Regions from separate parts of the Mus musculus genome. Here region 2 is linked to region 1. Evidence: chromatin loops called from intact Hi-C (ENCODE). Cell type or tissue: heart. All regions are shown on one strand. Links, peaks and the distances in the headings refer to the core of each region. The heading gives the core; the rest is flanking DNA. Region 1 holds the start of Mir193a (microRNA 193a). Region 2 overlaps 9130204K15Rik (a long non-coding RNA gene).

The links. A loop is a pair of places that touch in the nucleus more often than their neighbours do. Peaks named below come from ENCODE experiments on the same cell type or tissue, not always from the same donor. Only the 100,000 strongest peaks of a DNase experiment are listed, where the experiment ranks them.
Region 2: it touches region 1 in a loop (1.8-fold over the local background); 6 of 42 quality-filtered maps call a loop at or near these places.

Annotation. Positions count from the first base shown.
Region 1 is chr11:79,704,463-79,716,762 of GRCm38, forward strand. It overlaps Mir193a (microRNA 193a), which reads left to right and starts at 7,507; the gene lies at 7,507-7,572. It overlaps Gm11205 (a long non-coding RNA gene), which reads left to right and starts at 108. Exons shown (of 2, transcript XR_880034.1): 1 at 108-204; 2 at 326-552. It overlaps n-TTcgt3 (a tRNA gene), which reads left to right and starts at 188; the gene lies at 188-259. In heart, for the core only: CTCF peaks have their summits at 2,808 (motif pointing right) and 6,495 (motif pointing right); DNase peaks (open chromatin) are centred at 6,689 and 7,469; H3K4me3 peaks cover 2,108 bases; H3K27ac peaks cover 1,723 bases; H3K27me3 peaks cover 4,075 bases.
Region 2 is chr11:79,759,970-79,772,269 of GRCm38, forward strand. All of the region lies in intron 2 of 9130204K15Rik (a long non-coding RNA gene), which reads right to left. Among named protein-coding and RNA genes, the nearest start is that of 9130204K15Rik, 31 kb to the right of the region's middle. In heart, for the core only: no CTCF peak of the experiment used is centred there; no DNase peak of the experiment used is centred there; H3K27ac peaks cover 454 bases; H3K27me3 peaks cover 252 bases.

The DNA of each region.
Region 1 (12,300 bases), core at 1,902-9,901:
CGCCCGCCCGCAGCACTGTCCGCTAAGCTGACGCCGGGCGGAAGGAGGCCGGGACCCGTCAGTCAGAGCCGCTCGGTGGGCGGGCTTTGCGCGGGGGCGGGGCCTGAGCGAGGGGCGGGGCTTGTCCGCCTCCCCACCCGCACCACCTCCCCTCCACTGAGAGCTTCCACCAGCCGCTCGGCTGTCAGGCGCGGTGGCCAAGTGGTAAGGCGTCGGTCTCGTAAACCGAAGATCGCGGGTTCGAACCCCGTCCGTGCCTGCGTTTGGAAGAGATATTTTCTTGTTTTCAGCTCCCTTTTGTTTGTTTGTTTTTGTTTTTGTTCAGGAGTTCAGCCCCTCCTCTACCGGTTCGTGGCCAGAGCACTGTAACTCTTTCCAGAGGCCCCGCACAGCTGCTGAACTCCCTGCATCCTCTACCCTTCAACTCCGGTCTGGATCCCGCGACGAAGGCAAGCCTTCTCTGTGAACTTTCCTTCCCTACAACGTGCGTGCGTGTCGCCGCTTTCCCCTGCTCAGCCAACTGTCCTCCCCTCCCCCAGGCGCCCACACCTTTCACAGCCTTGACGTTTTATATCAGGACCCACATATTTGTGACACTTCCAAGTCTTTTGTAAGGTAAACAGCCAGATATCATGTGACAGGACGTCCAGTGCTTCAGATTCCTGATCCCATTTTTTTGTTGTTTTAGGATATGGTCTCCTGTGTCCTGCCGGGATTACTGAGGTTGGCTTACCACCAACTAGCTTCTCTCTTCAAAACTATACTAAAGGGTAGCAATTTTTCGTTGTTTTCTTGTTTGTTTGTTTGGATGGATGTTTTTGTTTTGGAGACAGTGTCTAACCACATGGCAATGTAGCTTTAACCATCCTGGTGCTCCCTATGTAGACCGGGCTGCCTTTGAACTGTCCATCCACTTCTGACTCCCAAGCGCAAGAGTAAAACCTTGAGTTTTATGCCAGATTCTGTAATTTTCAGTTGTAACACTTAACATATCACTCTGATTTCATGAATAGAACTCCACCTCTTCATTTCTAACTCATACTTCTGTTACTGTGGCTCCTCCCTCTGTCACTCCCCCCCCCCCCATCCCACCACCCCTCCCCAATTTAAAGTATATTTCACTCCCCAGGTATTGTTGCTTAGATGATCACGGGGTGAGCTGAGTATATATAGATATTTATTGTAAGAGCCCAATACCTGAAGGAGAAACACTTGGCTTTGGAAGGTGTCCGTGCCATCATAAAATTGTTACTACATACAAAGAGGATTTGTCTCTGACAATACCATGGCCTGAAGGTCTAGACATTAGGGGTAGGATGGGGACAGGAGCCTTGTACTCTCGGATACAGCCTTGACTCCAGCCCCTCCCTGTGCATTCCTGGTGAGAAAGCACCCCTAGGTGGGGCTCCTCTTTTCTGTAGTAGCTGGCACAGAGAATTCTGCCGCCAAAGGAGTGAGGGCCAGGAGACAAAACAAAGGCAGCAGAAGAGGTTCAAGGTACAGAAAGGGTTAACATACAGACACTGGGGAAGTGTGAACTTCCCAAAAGGTGAAGAGCCAGAGGCAGGAGTCAAGCATGGATCCCAGGGCCTAGGTCTGTGAGATCAGAGGAGAGCTAAAGCAAGGTGGAGAACAGAGTTCTTGCAATTACCCTGCAAGCTAGCTGTGTCTAACCAGGCTGGGGGTACTGGAGGGCACGGACAGAGCTTTGCTGAGTTTATGGTGTCACCTGCACGAATCCCTTATAGACTCTGGGCTCCCATTGCTTCACTTGCTAAACTCCAAAGCTAATTAATGCTTCCCAGGGCTGGGGAGGGAACTCAGTTGGTAGAGCACTTGCCTAGAATGCACAAAGCCCTGGATTTGATCTCTAGGGCCCCCTAAACCCAGCACAATGGTGCAGACCTGTAACCCTAGCTCTGCAGAGATAGCAGCAGGGATATCACAAGTTCAAGGTCACCCTTAACTACATGAGACCCTGTCAAAGAAGGAAAGGAAAAAGGCTTTTCCAAATGCTTTGTGGCCTGAGAGTCTCAGTTCCTGCCTGAGAGCTATAAGCTAGGGACCTCAAGGACTCCACAACCTCTTTATGATTGCCCGCTGTCCCACCAGGTTTAGCCACTGTGAGCCCATAGTAAGAATTATATGACTCCCACCCCCTAAAACCAGTCAAAATCCTCCTTGATGGCAGGACCAGAGCTGCAGGCTTCTCTTCCAGTCCTCTCTCTGAGTGTCACAGTCAGGATCTAGAACAAACCAGTGTTTGTACTGCAGTGTGAGCCACAGCACAGCCATAATAGTTTGTGGGCAGCTCGATCTCCAGGAAACTTAAAGCAACCCAGTTTACTGCCAGCCCTCTTCCTTCCTGTGAGAGAATACTATTTGACTAAAAAGCAGAATTTAGCAACTGTACCTCTTAAGCCTCCTGCTGTGAGTTTTACTCCAATCTCTTGGCCCTGGAGAGACATCTTCTCGAATCTTTCATTGTACAAAGAAATCCAGATTCCTAAACTAATCAAATCAGGTGAATGTTGAGTTTCATGGGATCCCTGCCCATTCAGAGATTTTCAGCAGATACTTCAGAAGTCTCTTTTAGTCCCCTTTCCAGTCACCACTGTATAAACACTAGCCATTTTCTTTGCTTCTGTACTGATTGTTTATTTTGTCGACTTGGGGTCTAACTGGCCTGAGCTCTCAATGAACCTCCTTCTCCTCCCCAGTTTGTTTTGTTATTGTTGTTGTTGTTTTTGCATCTGTTTGCCTATTTAAAAATATTTACTTTATGTATATGAGTGTTCTATCTGCCCAGAAGAGGGCATCAGATCCCATTATAGATGATTGGAAGCCACCATGTGGTTACTGAGAATTGAATGCAGGCCCTCTGGAAGAGCAGTCAGTGTTCTTAACCACTGAGCCATCTATCCTGGCTTCTTGACTATCTCAAAATAGATGAATCTTTCGGGAGTCTGTCAACCAGTGGGAGCTTTCAGTTCCTAGTTCCAGGCGTCTGCTGCCACACTTGTCTTTATCCTTTTGGTCTTTGACCTTGAAGTACCGGACTCTAACATCTGTGTAAGGAGGCAGAGGCGCTTCTCTTCCCCTTTTGGACAACCCTCACAACCTACAGGACAAATATATTTTTGAGTAAAGATATAATTATTCTTTATAGATGGTTATAGTAGCAGTCTCTGAAGGTCCAAGGCCATCCTTGAGGACAAAGCTAATCTAAAGCCACCAGCCTATCAGGTCATTTCATAGCCTCCAAAATGACAAGGGAAGAGAATTAGTTCAAGGTTACCCAAAGTCCTTTGTGGTTTGTTTTTTGAGTCAGAGACTCCTGTATCCCAAACTATCCTTAAGCCTGAGGCTGACCTTGAACTCATGACCTTCCTTGTCTCCACCTCTCGAGTACTAGGATTGTGGACACCACAGCTGATTTTATGTGGAATTGGAGATCCATCTTTTATTCCTGTTTGACAAGCCTACCTCCTGGGCTCCTTCTCCAGCCCCCAAATTTAGCCCTCCACAAGATGAGCAGAAATGTCTTAGAAAAGCTTGCTCTCCTGTTCCTTGACTTTTGCATCTATTCCTTTGCTAGTTGAGAGCCCAGCAGGCACTGTATCAGTCTAATAAACAACACTTTGTTTGTTTGTTTGTTTGTTTGTTTGTTTGTTTTGAGACAGGGTTTCTTTGTGTAGCCCTGGCTGTCCTGGAGCTCACTTTGTAGACCAGGCTGGCCTCAAACTCAGAAATCTGCCTGCCTCTGCCTCCTGAGTGCTGGGATTAAAGGCGTGTGCCACTACACCCGGCTTCCCAACAGGAAAACTAGGTAGTAGTTTCCCCAAATCACCAGAATCAGCCACACTATCCAAAGAGGAGATGCCAACGCACTGTCAAAGGCTGCATTCCCCAGAGGCCCAGACACAGGTTCTTCTTGTCCTATGCTTGGGAAGAGTGGGGGCTGGTGTGGATTGGGCAAAGCCTCCCTCCCCTGTCCCCCCCACCCCCAAATCACTGAATGTGAGCTAGATTTAGACCAGGTAGCTCTGATAGAGGATAGTCTTGTGCATAGTTGCATAGTTGTATACCCTTCCTAAAAAGTAATAGGTCACAATGACTGACACACCACACACACACACACACACATGCACACGCACGTGCGTGCACATACACACAGGGGCTGGGGGAGGAGGCTTAATAAAGACGTCAATCAAACCAGACCTACAGGAGACCTAGTGGCACAGGCTTGAAATTCCAGTTACTCAGGAAGCTGAAGCAGGAAGATTAAATGTTCACGACTACCTGAGCTACAGAAAGATACTCAAAGCCAGCCTACGGAATTTACTTAGACCCTTGTCTCAAAAAAATGTTTTAAGGGTCGAAGATACAGCTCAGTGCTAGAGTACTTGCCTACCCAGAGTGAGACCCTTGGTTCCATTCCCAATGCCATTAAAATAAGTAAATAAATAAATCTATCCTAAATGGCAGAGCAAAAAAAGAGGCTTGTAGAACTCTGGCCAAAGGCTTGGCCCTCAACCAAGGACGTTGGGACCTTCCAAACACTTACTCTGCCCACAGAAAGTCATTCAGAGACTCCTGTGCCCAGGTCAACAGTGACATTGTATAGACAAAGGTCATCAAAATCAAGTAGCAGTCAGTGCTAATGTCCTTCCCCTTTCCGCAGCTGGGTCCGGGCAAGCTGGGAGAAGTCACAGAGGGGAATACCTCTCACCTTGCCAATGTGGGAACTGAAGCCCACGGGGAGGGAATCACCTGTGGACGTCTTCGTGGGCGGTGGGGAGTGAAGAAGGTTCCACCCGTAGACAAACCTAGTGATCCTAGGGACGTTTCCTGCAGTAAACGGCCCCTCCCTGGTGTTCCTCCCTCATAAAATTATCTGGGCTAAGAGAAGACATCAAGGTAAACTGCTATATATGAGGGGTGTGTGAACCCCATGCTGCCCATGGCTATAGGTTCTTTGTAACTCTTTGTTCTCTCTGAACACCAGGTGACAGCAATACTTAAAACAATTAGATTTTAAACTGTTAGCTGCTGTTTTTTTTACTAACACTCTAAAGTGTTTTTTTTTTGTTTTTTTGTTTTTTTGTTTTTAATAACCTATCAAGGTTTGGGAAATGCTCCTTCCTATCTGTAGCCCACATTAGCATTTGCCTTGGGATGTGCTGGGGCATCAGGAGCCCTTGCAAGATGGAGCCAATAGACTGTGACAACCTTTCAGGAATCCTTCCTTTCGCTGGGTCCCTTTCTGGCCCTGGAGGCAGGACCAGTCCCACTGTCTGGCTTGACCAGTGCCTGTGCTCATCTTCCCTACAGGGCCACCCCAAGAAGCAAGGGATTCTGTCTGTTTATGGACTAGCTAGTGACGGAGAGGAGGCATTTGTCATGTAAGGAGAAGGCCAGAGCCCTAGTAACCGTCCTTCTCTAGTGTAATGTGGCCTTGCAACCTGCCTGTGGCTACCCCAAATTTGCAGAATTTCCTTTCTTGACCACCTTTGATTCCATTGATGGGATTAGCCCCCCTCCCCCAGCCATGTCCTTTGATGTGGGCAGGGGATAGCAGGAGGAGGTGCCAAGTAGCAAATCTTAACCTCTGGAGGGTTTCTCCGGATTCGGTGTCTGGGTAAACCCATTACATCCCTGTTCTTTTATCCCTCCAGGACACTGGCTCCTCTAGGCTCCTGAATCTCACAGATCCAAAGGGTCTGTCAGACATCAATAAAAGGCAGCATCACGGGCCACGCCAGGGTATCCTCACCAGGGCATCCTCCTTTCTGCCCCGGGCTCTGAAATAGTAGGGATTACAGAAGCCTGAAGCCTGCACCCATCTCCTTTAAGGGCATGGAGCCTTCTGCCCTCAAGCTTTTTCAGAGCTGTTGTCTTTTGAGCACCTGCCTCAGCGCATCTGTCTGTCCTAATCGGGGAATCTGAGTGTCACAAGCGCTCAGCCCCGCCACAGGATTTAAAGCGTGCATTGGATAGTGGGGCCAGGAAAGAGGAGATAGGAACGTAGCCAATGTCACGGTATTTTAAGTAAATGATTGCAAGATTCCACCTGAAGATAGTTAGGGAACTCAGTCTCGGTGGTTATTTGGGCTTCTCTAGGGCCCCTGGAATCAATCTTCCGCTGATTTATTTTGGTAGAAGCCTAAGGATGGTACACATCCAATTAACCCTTTGTACGCCGGCAGAGAGGTAAGAGAGAAACCGGTAGCGGGTTAGGCTTTCACCTCTACAGTTTTCGGTTACTCCCATCTGTATCGCAGCATCTCAGTCCCACCCTTAAAGGAACCCAGGTTTTCAAGAGGTTCTCTCCCTGGGAACTACACTGGGTACTTTAAATATATCATCTATTGGGGTTGCCAAGAAGCCCTCAATGGCAGGTCTGACCTAGGTTGCGGGTAGGGTGATCGAGGCCCGCTGCAGGGTGCTGCAGGGCGCTGCTCCGCGACAGTCGCGCGGCCCGAGAGCAGGGTGGCCGGCAGGGGGCTCCCGGCGCCGGTCTTCACGGGAGAAAGCCCCGGCAGCGGATCGGACCGGTCAGAGGAGGAAAGGGGAAAATTACTGAGGCTCGGGGGGCAGGAAGGGCTGCGTGACTGGGTGGAAGGCACTTGAGACTGTCTAGTCGGGTGGCTCAGATCCTCTGCCCCGGGCGATTCTGGAGAGGGACACCCCAACCCACTCCAGGGTCTTTCCGCCCAGATTGTGAGCGTGAGCCGGCGTCTCGGCCGGGGGCGGCGCCGGTGAGGGGCGGGCGGAGGGCGGACCGGGGCGGAGCGCGGTCCGCTGGGCTCGAGGAGGCTGCGCTGGGCGGGCGCTGGCCGTGTGGGTCCTCCGGGAGCCGCGGGGCGCGCAGCCTTCCTGATGTGTCACCAGCACGTGGAGCCAGATAGCGCCGAGAGAGCAAGCGAGAGGAGCCCCGCAACTTTCCGGGGACCCCGCAGCAGCGCACATGTCTTCCGGGGCGCGGCGGGGGCCCTGCGGCGATCCCTAGGTCCCGGAGCAGGTCTCGAGAGGCCGGGGACCCTCGGCCGGGAGCGCACGAAGCTGCGGGAACATTGGGGTACGTGGCGCGGGCTGCGGCCGCGGTGCGGGAGGAAGCAGCCTGCGTCGCCGCGGCTCGGTCCCGCCTCGCCGAGCTGAGCGCAGGTAACCGGGCAGCGCACCGCTGGGCCTCGCGGGCACGGAGTGTGGGCGCTGGGAAGTTTCTCGGCGTGCAGCCCTTGCGCTCGGGTGGATATGAGGCGGGGGGCGTCCGGGGGCGCTCACTCCCGGCGTCTCCAAGACTGCCCTCTCGGTCAGGGTGCGCTGCGCGTCGTGTAAACCTTCGAGGGCTGGTTTTGGAGCCCTCGGGGCCGAGGCCGGGAGGGGCAGGTGGCTTCTTTGAGAAACTGTCCTCGAGCCAAGAGCGGGCGGCGGGACTCATGCCCTGGGCAGCCCGTCGTCGGGGGACGCACGGCATCCGGAACTCCAAGACGGACGGGAGCTGAGAGCTGGGTCTTTGCGGGCAAGATGAGAGTGTCAGTTCAACTGGCCTACAAAGTCCCAGTCCTCGGTCCCCAGGACCGGCATTTTCTTCACTCTCCTCGCCGCCCGCAGCCCGCCCCTTCTTGGTCCTCGTGCGCTCCGGCTGGGCCCCCCCCTCCCATGTCCATCGGGATAGAAGCGACTGGAAAGGCGTGCGCCGCGGGATGTCTGTGCGGTTTTGGGGGGAATCTCTTGCTTCGGCAGAGAAACCGCAACGTGCTTGAATGTCCTGGGGTGGGGGAGAAAGGACGTTTTTCTTCTGTACCGGCCTGCCTTGCTGTATGGCGCCAACCTTGAGTTTGGGGGTGGGGAAGCTAGAGCCTGGTTTCTGGACTTACTCCTGGGGAGGTGGCCTCGATGCGGAGCCCAACTCCAGGTCCTAAGTGGAGTCTGTGGACACTTCTCTAACCAGTCTTTTGCCCTCTTTAATAACCCATTACTGACCCCCATCAAGTTTTATGCTGAAAAAGCCCCCCCCCCCAGTTCTATTGCTCTTAAAACTTTGCTTACCACCCCCACCCCCACACAAAATTCCATACAAAGCCCTGAAATCTCGAGTTCCTGACCTTGGTCCCTTTTGTCATTTTGTGTTGTGTGACTGTTCTAGGAGCACTTAGCAGACTTGAACTCCGTGTATGAAGGGCAAGCTGACCAATAGGGCACCTCCTGCCCCCTTCTTCCTGGCATTAGGAAATGAGAGAGGTTTCTAGAAGCTGGGAGGCTGGAGACAGAGAAACTAGGTTGGTCCACCACTTTGTACAAAGTTGCACAAAGACCATATAAGAGGTATTCCCCCCCCCCCCGGCTCCCCGTGCTTGTGAACCACGTGCAAAGTAGTCCCTGTGCAAATCACACTCGGGCTGCTGTCCCTGTCCCTTGCTGGCATGTAGCAGTAGGGACAGGAGAGGGAGCCAGGTGTGGAGAGAAGTCTCAGAAATGTGGTGTCGGGCCGGCTGATGAGCCCCAGCAAGGATCATAGCCCGAGCTGTGTCTGTGCTAGCTCTAGTTGATGGAGTACACTGGTGCCTGAAGAATGGGAGAAAAGAGTTTCTTTGACCAGGGTGTAGATTTCCTACCATCTTGATAGATGACCATTTTGAGACAACTGTTTAGGGAGTGGACAAAAGGCACTTCTGGAAGCCTCGTTCCTAATTAAGAAAAATGCTTTCTTTGGGGGTGCAGAATCAGGCTGGAAAAAACAGCTTATCCTGTTGTCCCAGCCCCCAACATCAGTCCCGAAAAGTAAATGAAGTGGAAATCTCCATAGTATTGTGTAGTCATAAACCATCCACAGACGTGAGCCGGAGCCGAGCGATGCAGAAAAGCTTGCCGGACTGGCTGCTTGGCACCCACCCTGGAGGGGCCAAACTTTGGAATCTGGGACATAAGTCACTGGGAATCAGGAGCTCCTAGCATCCAGGACCTGCAGTTCCTAGTCAGGCATGGCTGTGGCCAGCTGTTAGGGATTCAGTTAGATAATGATTTGGTCCTTCATTGCTTTAGGGTAAGTGAATTGTTTAATTTTGCCTTTCTTTTCTCTCCTTTGGAAGGAAGGAAGGAAGGAAGGAAGGAAGGAAGGAAGGAAGGAAGGAAGGAAGATTGACCGAGATAGGCATTAGGCTGGGTTGGCCTCTCCTCTAGCAGCTGATTTCTGCTTTTAAATAAGCAAATGCATTTAGCAAAAGCAAATGCTTCACTTGAGGACTTTGCGGCTCTGCCGTGTCTCCTGGCAGACTCCTCCTTCCTGGCCCCAGCACCTCACCCTATTCCATCCTTGGAAGATGGGCACCTTCAGGCTTCTCAAGGGGATGTGGCTGGATGGCCAGGCTTGTTTGTGCTGGAACCTTCTTCAGGAAGCAGCTAAAGGCAAGGTGGAAAGCTGACAGGAGGGAAAAGATTTTAGCTAGACCTCCAGGGAGACCCGTGTGAATTCAGGTACTGCTTGCTGGGAGGAAACACTCGTTCCCTCAGCTCTTAAGTAAATTGCAACCCTGTGAATAATTAACCTCACCCTCCTAGGTTTTTTTTTTAAATAAAATCTCAACTTATTAAAGATTAAAGATCAATTTTTGCCTAGCAGGATAAGAATGATAAAGGGTGATAGTGGAGAAGCTAGTTCTCTGCTCCTCTACCTTCAAGTCCTGGCAACTTTGAAAGCTTTATTTTTTGCTTATGTGCATAGGTATTTTGTCCACATGTATGTCTGCATCACATGCATGCCTGGTGCCCGAGGAGGCCAGAAGAGGGTGTGTCTGGAGGGCCACATGATTGTGAGATGCTTTGTGGGTGCTGGGAAGGACAGCCGGGGCCCGTAACTGCTAAGCTGCACGTCCAGCCTGAGAAGGCTAATACTTAGAAAGGCTTGGTTTGTTTCACCGCTGCCCGCCCTGCCCTCTCGAGTGTCTTCCTGGGCTGTCTTCACTGCCTCTTTGTCCAAAGTGAAGTTGTCGAGTTCTCCAGGGTGGTGGCTTTCTGCCCCTGTGCCTGTACCGCCTTTATCTAGCAACTGCTTGGCCCTCCTTACCTCATTGGGTTGATTCCCTGTCTCCGGCTCTGCTGCCTTCTGGAAGGCTGGTAAATATTTGGCTAGTGTCAGGACTTTTGCACAAAAGCACGGAGCTCCTGATCTGTGATAAGTCCCTACAAGAGAGTTATAGCAGGAAGGGAGGGGTCATTTTAACTTCTAAAGGCCACCGAGGCACACGGCAGGGTGACCTAGGTGACTTGACTCTTCCCCAATTTCTCCTTTGTGAATCGAGGGTTGTGATTTTTTACTTTGGGAGGGTGTGGTGAGGTTTATATTTTCAACTGTGTACAGTGGCTGGCACAACTTAGCAGCTCGCCCATGAGAGATCCATGCTACACACCCACACACACACATGCACACTGTGAGTGTGGAGGTGTCCATGGTGGTGTGGCCATGTGCCCCGCTCGTATTTGAATCTCCATGCTTATATCTGTTGGTTGAGAAGGGTGCCGTGTGACTGAGACCTTGTGCTTTTGAGTCTGGCAGGTTCTCATACTGACTGTTGTTTGCTGACACATATGGCCTTGGGGAAGTTATTTGGTGTCCTTGGGGAAGTACACCGGGAATGGTGGTAACTTCATGATCAAAAGCTGGGGGTAATATCTGGAGCCCTTCTCCTGCCCCAGGCTTGCTCCTTCATTTTGTTTGTTTGTTTGTTTTAGAAATGTTTAGCATATTTTGTTTATTTATTTATCTGTATGTATATGCATGTATACCTGTATACATATGCATGTATATGCACATATACCTGTATACATATCCATGTATATGCATGTATACCTTCTACCACGTGGATCCCAAGGATTGAAATCAAATTACCAGGCTTGGTAGCAGAGGACTTGACTTCGGTCTTACCAGCTCTCGTTGCTGTTTAGTGGTTGCTGGAGCATCTGTGGGGAAGCTCTGGTTCCCCCACTGCTCACCCTGGCCTTTCTGCCAGCCCTGGGAGCACGTGAGAGGAAGGGTGAGGCTGCGATCCAAAGCAGAAGAAAGTCTCCTCCCAGGGTCTCCTAGCCAATTCCCTGGCCTTCTGGGGGTAGCTCCCCGGTGGGGAGGCAGCAAGCCTGAGTGAGAGCACAGGAGCTGAGAGGCCTGAATTTGCCAGGGCAGACCTCAAAGGAACCCCAGCTTGTAACGCATGGCGGCCACTGTGCACTGTTCTGCAGAGCAATCAGCCTGGACAGCTTGAAGACCCTTCCACCTCTGACCGTAATACAAGTCCTGAAAAGTCCCAGGAGAAAGATCCCAATCTCTCTGGTGGCTCCAGGATGGCTTCCTCCTACTGGCTTCATGGCAAGTTCAGCATGCTCAATAGGGGAACAAAATAGTTTGCTATGGTTTTTTTTTTTTTTTTTTTTTTTTTTTTAAGATTTATTTATTATGTGTAAGTACAGTATAGCTATCTTCAGACACACCAGAAGAGGGCACCAGATCTCATTACAGATGGTTGTGAGCCACCATGTGGTTGCTGGGGTTTGAACTCAGGACCTCTGGAAGAGCAGTCAGTGCTCTTAACCGCTGAGCCATCTCTCCAGCCCTGCTTTTTTTTTTTTTTTTAAGCTGAGATTATCATCAGATTGGGGGAAAAATCAGAACTTCATGAGCCTATACTTTCTTATGGCACAGTGATGTTTTTATTTAGAATTTCTAAGGCATTAACTGTCTTCTTTAGTACTAAAGTCTCTAGTTGCCTTAACTGGCCCTGCACAGAACGAATGGGCAGACGACTTCTCACCCGCTATGGGTGTGCCCTCCCTCCTCTTGGCATGATCTGGGCAACTGGGGAATTTGGAAATCACTGTGCAGCCAGCCCCCTGTGTTGGCTGCCCAGGAGGACTGAGGAAATGAAGGTGCCCTGTGGAACCAGCTGTCCTGCGATTTTGATTTCAGTGTTGCCATCTTGGGGCCTGAAATTACCTTCTCTGCCCAGTAGGAACTGGGCCAAATACACTACATCCCCTTGTGGTCTTAGCCCTCCTGAGAGAGGACATGTCAGAGGAGAGGGGGATGGGCTGCGTGCGGAAGTGGGAGGGGTGTAGGAGGAATCTGGAGATGTGCAGCTGTGAAGTTTGGATCTAGGAAGACTTTGTGGTCCATGTGCCTGCAAACTGCTTCCTTTCACTGGATCTCTTGCCCTGGGGAGTGTGGGGTTCAGGGGTAAGCACTGGCTTCCCTTTCTTAGAAGCTAAAATCCCAATCTCCCAAGCACATGCATAAAAAATAACCCT
Region 2 (12,300 bases), core at 2,019-10,018, 56 kb after region 1:
GGGCAACAGCTGTCCCACATGCTGCTGACAAGGGAGCAAGGGGATGTGACCACAGCAGGCAGCTACTCCGTGAACTCTAAAACAGAACCCAACTCCATGACCATTGCGTATCCCCTAGAAATGCTGTGTAGATGAGGACCCAGTGCTCGCCCATGGCCTCACCGTCCACACAATCCCCAAGCTAAAAGCAACCTGGTGACCCCCAGGAACGGGATGGATAGATATATTTGACACATTTTGATGATGGGTTAGGTATAGCCACAGGGAGCAAGTAGAAGACTCTCACAATGTGATGCAGACCAACATAAAATGAAGTGTGTGTGTGTGTGTGTGTGTGTGTGTGTGTGTGTGTTTGTGTGTTTTAAGACAGGGCTCTCCCCCATTCCTGGCTAGTCTCCAGTAAACCTATATAACACACTCTTTACCAACTAGCTATCCCCTCAATTCCTAGAATAACATTTTAAAATTTCTTTTTAAAATATAGCATGGACACACAAAGAGGAAAGAGGAAAGCCACATCTTTGTGAGTTAGCATAAAGCAACCCCCCCTCCCATCCATAAACATCAAGGAAGAGAAAGAGTAAGATCTAGCCATCTGCCTCTGCCTGGTCATCCCTGCCCATGGCTGGTCTTAATACCAGTCATTTCTTTATCTTATTTATTTCCATTTTATGTGTATGGGTGTTTTGCCTGAATGTATATCTCTGCACCACATGTGTGCAGTACCAACAGAGACCATAAGAGAGCATTGGATCTCTTGGGACTGGACTTAAAGACAGTTTGAGCTGCCATGTGGGAGCTGAGAGGCGAATCCCTAGCTTCCTCAGCCTCCTACTTCCTTGCCTGTCTTTCTGGTTTTGCCCACTAAGAATCTATCCCTGAGTGTAGTCCAGTTTTGTCTTGTTTTGTGCTTCACACGCATGGAATTTAAGCACGTGCAGCGAGCTGGGCAGGCACAGTGGCGGAACCACTCGGTTCTTGTTTTGCTTCTGCTTTCAGAATAATCGTCAGCCTGAAGAAGCCGTTTCCAGAGATGGGATTAAAGCCCAAAATGAACAAAGAAACGAGTCCTCGTGATTAGAGACGTGTCAGAGGTGTGAGTTTAAAAATTACATTTGTGTATGTGTGCACATGGGTGTGTGTGCGATGTGTGTCAAGGCATGCATGTGTGCAGGTCACAGGATGGCTCCCAGGAGTCGATGCTCTCCTTCCACCATGTGGGTCCCAGAGTTTGAACTCAGCCTGTCAGGCTTGGCAGAAAGGCCCTGGTCACACTGGGTTTTCCCACTGGGCCCCAGATCAGCAGTTTTGTAAAGGGAATCAATGAATGCCACGGAATAGTACCTGTGATGGTTTGAATATGCTTGGCCCAGGGAGTGGCACTATTAGGAGGTGTGGCCTTGTTGGAGTAGGTGTGACACTGTGGGCGTGGGCTTAAGACTCTCATCCTAGCTGCTTGGAAGTCTTCTATTAGCAGCCTTCAGATGAAGATGTAGGCTTGCACCATGCCTGCCTGGATGCTGTCATACTCCCACCTTGATGGTACTGGACTGAACCTCTGAACCTGTAAGCCAGCCACAATTAAATTTTGTCCTTTATAAGACTTGCCATGGTCACGGTGTCTGTTCATGGCAGTAAAACCCAATACAGTACCCAAAGATGGGTATAAATTAGGGAAGAATTTCTTAGGTGGGCAGGGCTTACTTGGAGCCTTCCCCAATGGGGTCCATTTCACACATGTATAGGTTCAGAGGGCTGAGCATACCAAGTATTGTTTGGGCTGTGGTACAAGTGAGAGCTTTTATAAACTTGGCATAGTTCAATAATTTTTCTGGAAGAATAGTAGACAATTGCTACAAATGGAAATTAACCTGGGATCCACTGATGTTTGGAAGGGAAACAACCTCTACCTTCAAGCTAGTGTCAATTGGTGAGGCTAGGGCAGGCAAGACTTCAGTAAGGGCACAGTCCCAGTTGCAGTGGCTTCAGGTAGAAGGCCTGCTGCTATTCCTGCTGTCAGCCCCTGCACATTGCAGCTGGAGGCTCTGCCCTAGATGTCCTGGGACCCAGGTGAAGGAAGTAGTCTTTATCTGGAGTGTGACTGGACATGTTAGTGGAAGGAAAGAGGGTAATGAGTCATAGGTTGGCTCTGAAAGTGTCATCTAGGAATGACAAATAAGTGTCATAGCTTTGTTTCAGAGATGATAGGCAAGTGCCTGTGTTCCCTGGGGTGATGAGGGGCATGACAAGGAGCCAGTCGTTCATAACAGCTGGCACCACTGGACACCAGACACTGCCAGGCATAGAGCACATGATACAAGCTCACCCACAGATGCTCTTGGCAAGAGGCTAAGAAGGGCTCAGCTCTGTGGCATCTGACTGTGGTCCCAAGAGCTAGTCAGAGTCCTCCATCAGCCCAGCTTGTGGCTAGGACTGAAAACGAGGGAAGCAGATGTCGGCTGCAGGCAGGATTCCTTTCCCACATCTGCTCCTCCAGGACCTTTGTCTCTCTTCACTTCCTATTTTCCTCTTTCTTGATCCTCATGGGTTTAAGGCACAGAAATCAAGTACAGAACCTCACTCGCCCCAGAAACACACTATGCAGAGAATCCACCCCAATGTCTCACAATAGAGGGGGAGTTGCCAGAGTGACCATATACACAGATTGTCTAGGTAGATTATAAGTAAGAACCTCTGAGCATCAGTGGACAACAATCTACATGATGGTCTGTTCTGAGGACCTGAGGATGGTGAGGAGATGGTGAGATGGGGAGTGGGGCGCTCTGGGCGGTGTTAGCTTCTAGCCTCTGGGAGCTGGGAGATGTGCTAGGTGCAGACATGCTGATTCAGAAAGCAGGCTGGCCAGGCCTGGTGGGACTCACCTCCAACCCCAGCTCTTCTGGAGGCCAAGGCAGGAGTATGGAAAGTTCAAGGCCTGCCTGGGCTGCAGAGTGACTTTCAGGCCACTCCTGGGTGACTTTGTGAGAGCCTGTCTCAAAATCTAAAGTGAAAAGCAGGTTGTGGCTCTAACTCAGTGGTAAAACATTCATTCAGCATGTGTGAAGCTATAAATTCCAGGGCTGATATGATGATGGAGGAGGAAGAAGAGAGGAGGAGGAGATCAGAAAACCAGTGTCTAGAGACTAGGTGGTATTATGGACTAGTCTCATGATTTTAAACTCAGCATTAGGGAAGCAAAGGCAAGCAGATATCTGTGAATTCAAGGACAGCCTGATCTACAGAGTGAGTTCCAGGACAGCCAGAGCCACACAGAAAAACCCTGTCTTGGAAAAATAAATAAATAAAGGCAACATATTAAAGGCCAAAGTGGCAACCGGCATGTCCCTCAGAGCTACAGTGTGCAGAAACCTATCCCCCACATCCTGCCACTTGCATGAACCTCCCTGAGGTCACCAGATGAAGCTCTCACATCATAACCACAATCTGGCAGGCCAGAGAGGCCAAGGTCTCTGACATGAGGAGGCTTTGAATGCATACATGCATGTATGTGTACATACACACATACACACACACACCATTTCTGTCCATTGCTTCATCTCTCAACTCCCCAAACCCTGATACCTATGATGACAATGCTATCCACCCTGATGAGCAGCTCACACTGCCAGGGTTCTGAGGCAACCTCTGTGTCACACTGAAAGATCTTGTTCTTGCCTGGGTGGCCCTGGGTGGCCCTGGGTGGCCCTGGGTGGCCCTGGGTGGCCCTGGGTGGCCCTGGGTGTGAGATACTGTATCGCAGACTTGTGTTGAGAGACCAGTTAAAATTCTATAGAAAAGGTGGAGCCTGTCAAGAGGAGGCAGCCAACAAGCGCTGAGCCTTTAGCCTCTGAATGTCAGAGAAGAATCAGCAAGCTGCCCAGGGTATCTCTGTAGATGGCTGGCTGCAGAAAACTCAGGGTTCCTGGGAGCAGGCTGAACTCTTTTAGGTGCTGTGATTAGGGTCACCAGTCAAGGCAGGTGTTTAGGTAAGCAATTTCAAAATCCAATAAAGCGAAGCTTCAGATCAATAACACAACAGGGCTCATTCAGTCACAGTAACATTGGGGTAGGGTGGAGGTGGGGCAAATTTCTCAGAGGAGGGAGCTACAATAGAGACATGAACAGACCTAGAAGAGATCCGGAACAGCGGTCTAGAAGAGGATGTAGGTGCAGAAACAGTGGGACAAGCTCATCTCTCTTCCATCTAAGTGAGCTCCTGGGAGATTGAGGTGGACGGAGGAGAGCTGGCCTTCAGGGTAAGCCAACACTTCACCAAAGAAAGCCGCCTGGCCTGGATCCATTCTGTAAGGCAGGACACAGAGCAGGATGTCCCAAACAGAGCCATGTGTCCAGCAGCTGCACCTCTGTGGATGTCTTAATGCTTCCTGTGTGGACGGATCCTCCGCTCCCTCCTCCTCCTCCTCCTCCTCCTCCTCCTCCTCCCCTGATTATCATTCACCATTTACTAACATGACACTGTTCACTTATTTGGCTTAATTTTTTAAATTATCAGGTCCCTTAAAGGGATTCAGAAAATGTCACTCCAAATATGCCCCTCTGGCATAGTGACTGTTTTTTTAACTAAAAGAAACCAAGAACAGAGTCAGAAAGCTCTTTTTCTCCTCCTCCATCCAAAAGAAAGCCTTCATTTGCCTTCGTGTAGGGGAAACTCATGTTAGTAAAGGGAATTTTCAGTAATAAACTTACCCGAATCTCATCACAGGACACTTCTATTTGCTTAATGGGACAATATTATTCACCAGAAGGCCTTCCATTGTCCCTTCCTACACCTGTCTCCACGTCCCTGACCATCCACTAACCCCTATCCCTTTCACGAATGGATAGCACCTCAAACTTCAGTCCCCCCAGCTAGTTCTTTGAGTCATTGTTTCTGCAGGTCTCTTATTGAGTATACGTGTAACCGGATTGCTTTCTCTTTGTGCATCTGTCTTATGTTACTGCACTTTACAAGGCAGCCAAAAGACCGGGGGTGGTAGGAAAAAAAAAAAAAAGCAAAGTTTCCCTCCGTGTCTCTATGAGGAAGAAGTCCAAATACAATAGAATCAGCTGACAATTTAAAAAATACTTGCTAAATTCCCCAGGTAGGGAAGGACCTTCTAAGCCTAGTGTCTGGTAAGGCGGCTCAGTAGATGAAGCGCTCGCTGTACACACCTGACCACCTGTGCTCCTTCCCTGGTTACCACAGTGGAAGGAAAGAAGCAACTCCTGAGAGTTGTCCTCTGACCTCCACACGTGTGCTGGGCATCTGTGTTTCTGTACCCACATATTCTTAGTGTGTCCCCCAACAATAGTAACAATGATTTTAATTCAAATAACTGAGAAAACACAAAAGAATACATGGGTGGGTTTCCTCTTGCAAATTCTGACCCCTGACCCAGGACACAAACACTAGCTTAGGCTGATGGTAGAGGTGACTGTCGGAGGGCAGATGTGCAGGGAGCAAATCCAACTGAGAATGCTCTCAGGGGCAAGTCTTAATTGGAAGGGCAGAGACAAGAGCAGGCATTTGACCACATTGTTGGTGGGGTCTGGAGCCTTTTAGTCATGAGGATGTTTTGTTTGTATTAAGAAATCTCTTCCTCATGGTTCAAGGGGAATTTCCATGTAGGCTGCAGATCGGTGGCCAGTTTGTCCCTGGAGACACCCTGGTTATCCTGTACATGCTGGGGCTTTCTCTCCTGTTAAGGGAACAAAAGGACCAGCTCCTTTTGTTGACATGGAGGAAAGAAACTCTCAGAGGGAACCATGAGAATCCAGGTGTCTGGTCCCCATAAGGCTCATTATTTCCAGATTAGAAACATTGTCTGTAAATACTTTCTATACATCACTGTCAGCCCCTCTAGCTGCAAACTGACAATCTCTAGCATCAGTAAGAGGCACTGTCTCAAGGAATAAAATGGAGGAATTGAAGAGGACACCCAGCACTGACCTCTGGCCTCCACACATGTGCACACACATACACACACACACACACACACACACACACACACACAGAAAGTGTCTGGATGATAATATTAAGATGTCTTTAACTACACATAATTTAGTTATGGTTATTTTTCCTCTATGTAACTTAAAGTAATAGACATATATAGATTAAAAGCATTTGATGGTATTTTCTACTAATGAACAGATTAATAGAATTAAAAAGACTAGGGTTTACTACGTAGTTGGGGCTGCCCTTGAACCTCCTGCCTCACTTCTGTTCTCCCCAGGTACTGGAACTACAGCTGTGTCACCTGGCTTCTTTGGGGGGTGGTGTAGAATCTTATTACATAGTTTAGGCTGGCTTCAAACTCTCAATTTTCCTGCCTCTGCCTCCCAAGTATTGCGATTACAGGTGCCCATCATATAACTAGCTTGAGAGGGTCATCTTACTAAAGTGCATTTGTGTGTGTGTGTGTGTGTGTGTGTGTGTGTGTGTGTGTGTATAAAGTGGGTGGGTATTACATTTAGGGAATGTGGTGGTTTGAATATGCTTGGCCCAGGGAGTGGCACTATTAGGAGGTGGGGCCTTATTGGAGTAGGTGTGGCCTCATTGGAGGAAGTGTGTCACTTTGTGGGTTTTGAGACCCTCCTCCTATCTGCCTGGAAGCCAGTCTTCTCCTGACTCCTTCAGATCAAGATGTATGACTCCTGGCTCCTTCTCCAACACCACGACTGCCTGGACACTGCCATACTTCCTGCCATGATGATAATGGATTGAATCTGTAAATCAGCTCCAATTAAATGTTGTCCCTTATGAAAGTTGCCTTGATCATGATGTCTCTTCTCAGCAATGGAGATCCTAAGACAGAAGTTGGTACCAGGGACCGGGGTATTGCAGTAATAGGCCTGACCATATTTTTGGTTTAGAGGAATGTGGACTTTGGGACTTTGGATTTGAAAAGCCACAAAATGCTTTTTTCTCTTTTCTTTTCTTTTCTTTTCTTTTCTTTTCTTTTCTTTTCTTTTATTTTTTCTCTTCTCTTCTCTTCTCTTCTCTCTTTTCTCTTCTTTTCTTTTCTTTTTAAAGTGGGACTTAATGGGTTAACCTAGTAGGAACATGGAAGACATTGGTGCTGAGGGTAATTTGAAATTTGGAGATCATTCTTATGATGTTTTGGTGAAGAATGTTGCTGCCTTTTGCCCTTGTCTAGAGAGTCTGCCTGAAGCTAAAGAGAATTTATATTAATTGCGTTGACAAAGGATGTCTCAAGAAAAGCCCAGCACAGTGGTTAAGATCACTGACCGCTCTTCCGAAGGTCCCACATGGTGGCTCACAACCATCTGTAATGAAATATGACACCCTTTTCTGGTGTGTCTGAAGACAGCTACAGTGTACTTAGATATAATAATAAATCTTTGGGTAGGAGCAAGGAGGGCCAACTGGAGCGCGTGGGGCCAGAGTGAGCAGAGGTCCTGAATTCAATTCCCAGCAACCACATGATGGCTCACAAACATCTGTACAGCTACAGTGTACATGCATAAATAAATGTACATGCATAAATAAATGTACATGCATAAATAAATAAATAAATAAATAAATATTTTTTTAAATAAAAAACCCAGCACAGATTTTCCTTTCTGGTTTACTCTCATGAAGAACATTTTGATCAAGCACAGAAATCTTAGAAAGGAAAAATACAAAATGTATGGCTCAAAGAGTAAAGGGGCATCAGGAAGTGGAGTGAAGCTAAATCCTGTGTTCAAGAATATTAAATGGAATTAAGGGAGTGAGGATCTTAGAGCAAGATCCCACCCAGCTAAACTCAATAATTTGCAGTTGTATGAGGGAGATTTATATCATGTTAGATATTATGATGGCCTGATTATTATTTTCATTTGGACATGAGATATGATTGTGTGTCAAGTTGAGAAGGGACAGATTATGATGGCTATTCTTGTTTTTCAACTTAAGATCTTTTTTAAAAGCTTAGGTCTAGGCATGGTGGTACATACTTTTAATCTTAGGAGACAGAGGCAAGCAGATCTCTGAGTTCAAGGCTAGCCTGATGCAAAGCAAGTTCCAGGGGGAAAAAAGCTAAAGTCCAGGCATAGTGGTGTAAGCCTTTAATCTCAGCACTCAGGAGACAGGCATACAGATCTCTGGGTTCAAGTCAGTCTACAGAGCAAGTTCCAGGACAGCTACACTTAGGCATGAAGGAGTTGGAAAATACAAAGCTGGAGATGATGTAATAGAACAAGGTGTGGGTAGGGTGGGGAGAGAGTTGGGGGAGAATGTTCCAGACTCAACAAGCAGCAGAACTCAGCAGCTTTGGCCCAGTAGCTCTAGCTTAGAGTAGAGAATAAAAGGAACTACTGGGACAACTGATGCTAGTTAACTGAACTAAGAAATTAGCAGTGATTAAGAGACCAGCATAACTGAAATAAAATCTGAGAAGTGTTTTCTGAGAGCACAAAGAAGCTGTGTTCCAGAGATAGCCAAGGTTGTACCTCATGCTGCAGCTGAACTTGGAAAGATGTGCGTACCAGGGACTAGCCTCAGCTTGGAAAGGAGTTCCTGAGAGAAGAGGTGTCTGGGAGCAACAAAACAAATAACTCCAAGTCAAACCATGGGTCCAAGCTGATGGCCTGTGTTCTGCTTGAGATGGCCCCCTGGACAGGTCTATTTAGATAGCTCAGGGCTCTGTAGTCTACAGAGACAGCTCTCTCTTGCTAGAAAAAGTTCCTAAAAGCTCTCTGGATAGCTCATGGATTTTCCAACCAAAGTCAGAAAAGCTGCTATAAAATTTCTTGGTTTTTCCAACTCAGTCAGAAAATTCTAAAAGTAATCTTGGTTTTTCTCATCAAAATCAGAAAACCAGAAAACATTCTAAAAGAGCTGTGTTTTCTCTTCAGTCAGCTTTCTCTCTGGATAGCTCCTAGAAAACTAAAAGAGCTGTGTTAGCTAAATAAGTCTTGGGATTTCCAATCAAGATCAGAAATCCTTTTAGAAAGTATTCCAAGGAGTTAACCTTGACACTTAGGAAAAGGACAGCAAGTATATATATATTTTTTAACATTGCAAAAAGAATTCAGAGATCTGCCTGCCTTTGTAAACTTAGCTGGATGGGATCCTGTCCTGAGGTTACCATTCCAAACAAACCTGGACCTAAATTAGCTCTGTCCCAGGCTGACCTTGAGCTCAGGAATCTGTCTGCCTTTGTATGTTTGCCTTTGTATCTTTCTGACAAGCTGGTTGACAAAGCAGCTGCCTCTGCACTCTTTTAGATCTGTGAATCTCCTTATACAATTCATATTCCATCCTTATATTTTGCATAGTTGAAAAGTTATATATTTTTGAACTCATGTTTTTAGAGTTCTTTCCCACAGCCTTGAGGGCTGTCCTGAAGGTCTCAGCATTTACCATTTTGTTGAGACATTAGCCATACCCTCGACTCCTGGACTTGTGCTGTCTCTGATTATCATGGAGTCATTTGCCTTGTCAGAGAGGACATTCCTAGAAGGAGGAACATGAAAATATGTATTATCATACCACAAGTCTTATGCCAATAGCAATGACCATCAACATTGGTGGAGGCCCATGCCTTGCTGGCTCTGTTCCAGGGGCAGAGACCATTTCATTCCATCCCTTACACCAAGCAGGATTTGACATGTAAAATCATCCAAGTGGAACTGGTTTTGACAGTATGAAGGGGTCATGGAGAGCAGCTGAGGCTTGGAACAGTGAGAGTCCAGGGAAGACCATTGGTGAAGGTGCAGCTTCAGTTGCAGTTGATGGCCCAGGATTGAAGGGCTTGACACCATGAAAAAAGCCTATGAGAGGCTATTGATAAAGCCTAGTTGCAGCAGAAGACCCCAGTGAACTAGAGATGCCAGTACCATGGGATGATCACCAAGAATAGCAGCAGCAGTAGAGTGGAGCTGCCCTCTGTAGTGCTCCAAGGTCTACTTTGGCCTTGAAATACTACAGAGGGCAGAGTTGGAGAAGTGACCCAAGCCCTTTGGATTTGCCCAGAAGATCATGTGTTGATCCCAGACATCGTAACAAGGAGCTGTGAAGTTGAAGTTGTCTTGGATACCCCAAGATGTTAGAGATGCCAGAGCTGTGGGATTCCTGTTGGGAAAAGCTGATAACAGGGAGTGGAGCCAGCCCAAGAGAACAAAGTTTGTTGTCGTTGAATGCCAGATCTGCCAACAGCAGTCAACAAGGATGGAAGGAGTTGGAGATCTGAAGAGCACTTTGACATCAGACATGGAGACAAGGAGTTTGGAATTTGCCCGGCTGATTTTTGGTCTTGCTTTGGTTCAGTATTCTTCTCTATGACATTTTGAAATGATAATGTATATCCTGTAATATTGGAGGGTATGTGATCTGCTTTTTTATTTTGATTTTATACGGAATTACAGTTAAGTGATTAGATGAGTCTCAGAAGAGATGTTGAACTTTGGACTTCTAACATTGTTGAGACTGTTATATACTATGGGACTTTTGAAGTTGGAATAAATGAATTTTGCATTATGCTATGGCATACTCATGCGTTTGAACAAGCTCATGGGGGCCAGGGATTAGAATGTGGTAATTTGAATATGCTTGGCCCAGGGAGTGGCACTATTAGGAGGTGTGAGCATGTTGCAGCGGGTATGGCCTTGTTGGAGAGCGTGTGTCACTGTGGGGGTGGGCTTCAAGACCCTTCTCCTATCTGCCTGGAAGTCAGTCTTCTCCCGACTGCCTTTGGATCCAGATGTAGAACACTCTGCTCCTCCAATACCATGTCTATCTGTGCAGCCATGCTTTGTGCCATGATGATAATGGACTGAACCTTTGAACCTGTAAGCCAGCCCTAATTAAATGTTGTTCCTTATAAGAGTTGACTTGGTCATGATGTCTCTTCTCAGCAATGGAAACCCTAACTAAGATAGGAAAGGAACACAGCAGTATGTGAACAGTAAACTGTCTCCACCAGGTTTCATGTATCTCTAAGACATCCCATTTTACAAATGCACATAATTAAATAAGCCCTCCACCATTAGATAGCTCTTAAAATTACCTGAAGGGTGGCTCTACAAGATAGCTCATAGGTAAAGATGGTTGTTGCTAAGCCTAACAGCCTGAATTTGATTCCTGGAACCCACATGGTGGAAGGAGAGAGCTGTCTCTTCTAGTTTGTCCTCTGACCATCACAGGAGAGCTGTGGCATGTGCCACACCCAAACACCCCAAATAAATACATGTGTAAGTTAAGACTGTCTGAATGATGCTATAGTGAGGACATTTATATATATATAACATTTTATTCACATCCTAAAGTGGGATTGTCACCTCCAGTCCCGGAGTGATCTGCCTTGTTCTCATCCCTTCTGCCTTATGGTGGTGTGCATGATGCTGGCCCCGGTGTCCCGGGCAAGAAGAAGGTGAGATAACCAGTACTGCTCTTTTTTCTGTCTCCACCATCTGCCCATTCCCTGCCCAGCAGCCCAGAGCCTGCCTCCCCACCTCATGCCAGGCCTCCTGATGAAGCACTCCAGAGGTAGTGTCATTGCCCACAGTCCAGCCAAGTCTGGGAGCAGAGACTCAGGATTACAGGCTCAAGTGCCTTCAATTACAGACCCCTTGAGGCTCTAACTGGCATGTGGAGAGCCAGAAACAAGCTACCTCAAGTGGCAGGAGTGGCTGTTTACTTAGTGCCTCCTCCTCCCTCTGCCCCGCAGGGCTGATTTGGGTCACCTAGCAGTATTGCAACATGACCCTGAGCCACTCCACTCGACAAGCAGGACTGTGTGAGCCAGAACACACTCCCACAGACCTTTGCCCTTTGTACCGCCTAACAGGCTGTTGGGCTGTAAGCACCTTGCACACTGAGCTCATAGTCTGCATTAAAAACCTGACTGCAGTTTGACCCTCTCCCCTTCTTGCTCTCCCGGGAGCTTCCGGTATATACTTGGCCGAATCTCACTCATTGCCTATCTTCCCGACTCCCTGCTTCGGCTGTCTGTATTTCCCAGCTCTTTTGTTTGTTGGTTGGTTGGTTGGTTTTTATTTTCTAAACAAGTTTCACTGTCTAGCCTTAGATATTCTGGAACTTATTCTGTAGACCAGGCTGGCCTCAAACTCACAGAGATCTGCCTGGCTCTGCCTCCTATGTGCTGGGATTAAAGGTGTACTCCACCACCTCCTGGCTGTATGCCCCAGTTCTTTGACTGACTCTACTCATATCTTCTGTCACCCAGCCTTCTTTAGAGAAGTATTTGTAGCACGTGAAAGAAGTACCTAGAATATATCAAGAATCCTTCCTACAAAGTCATATGAACGAACAAGTTTTAGAAATGGGTAAAGAGG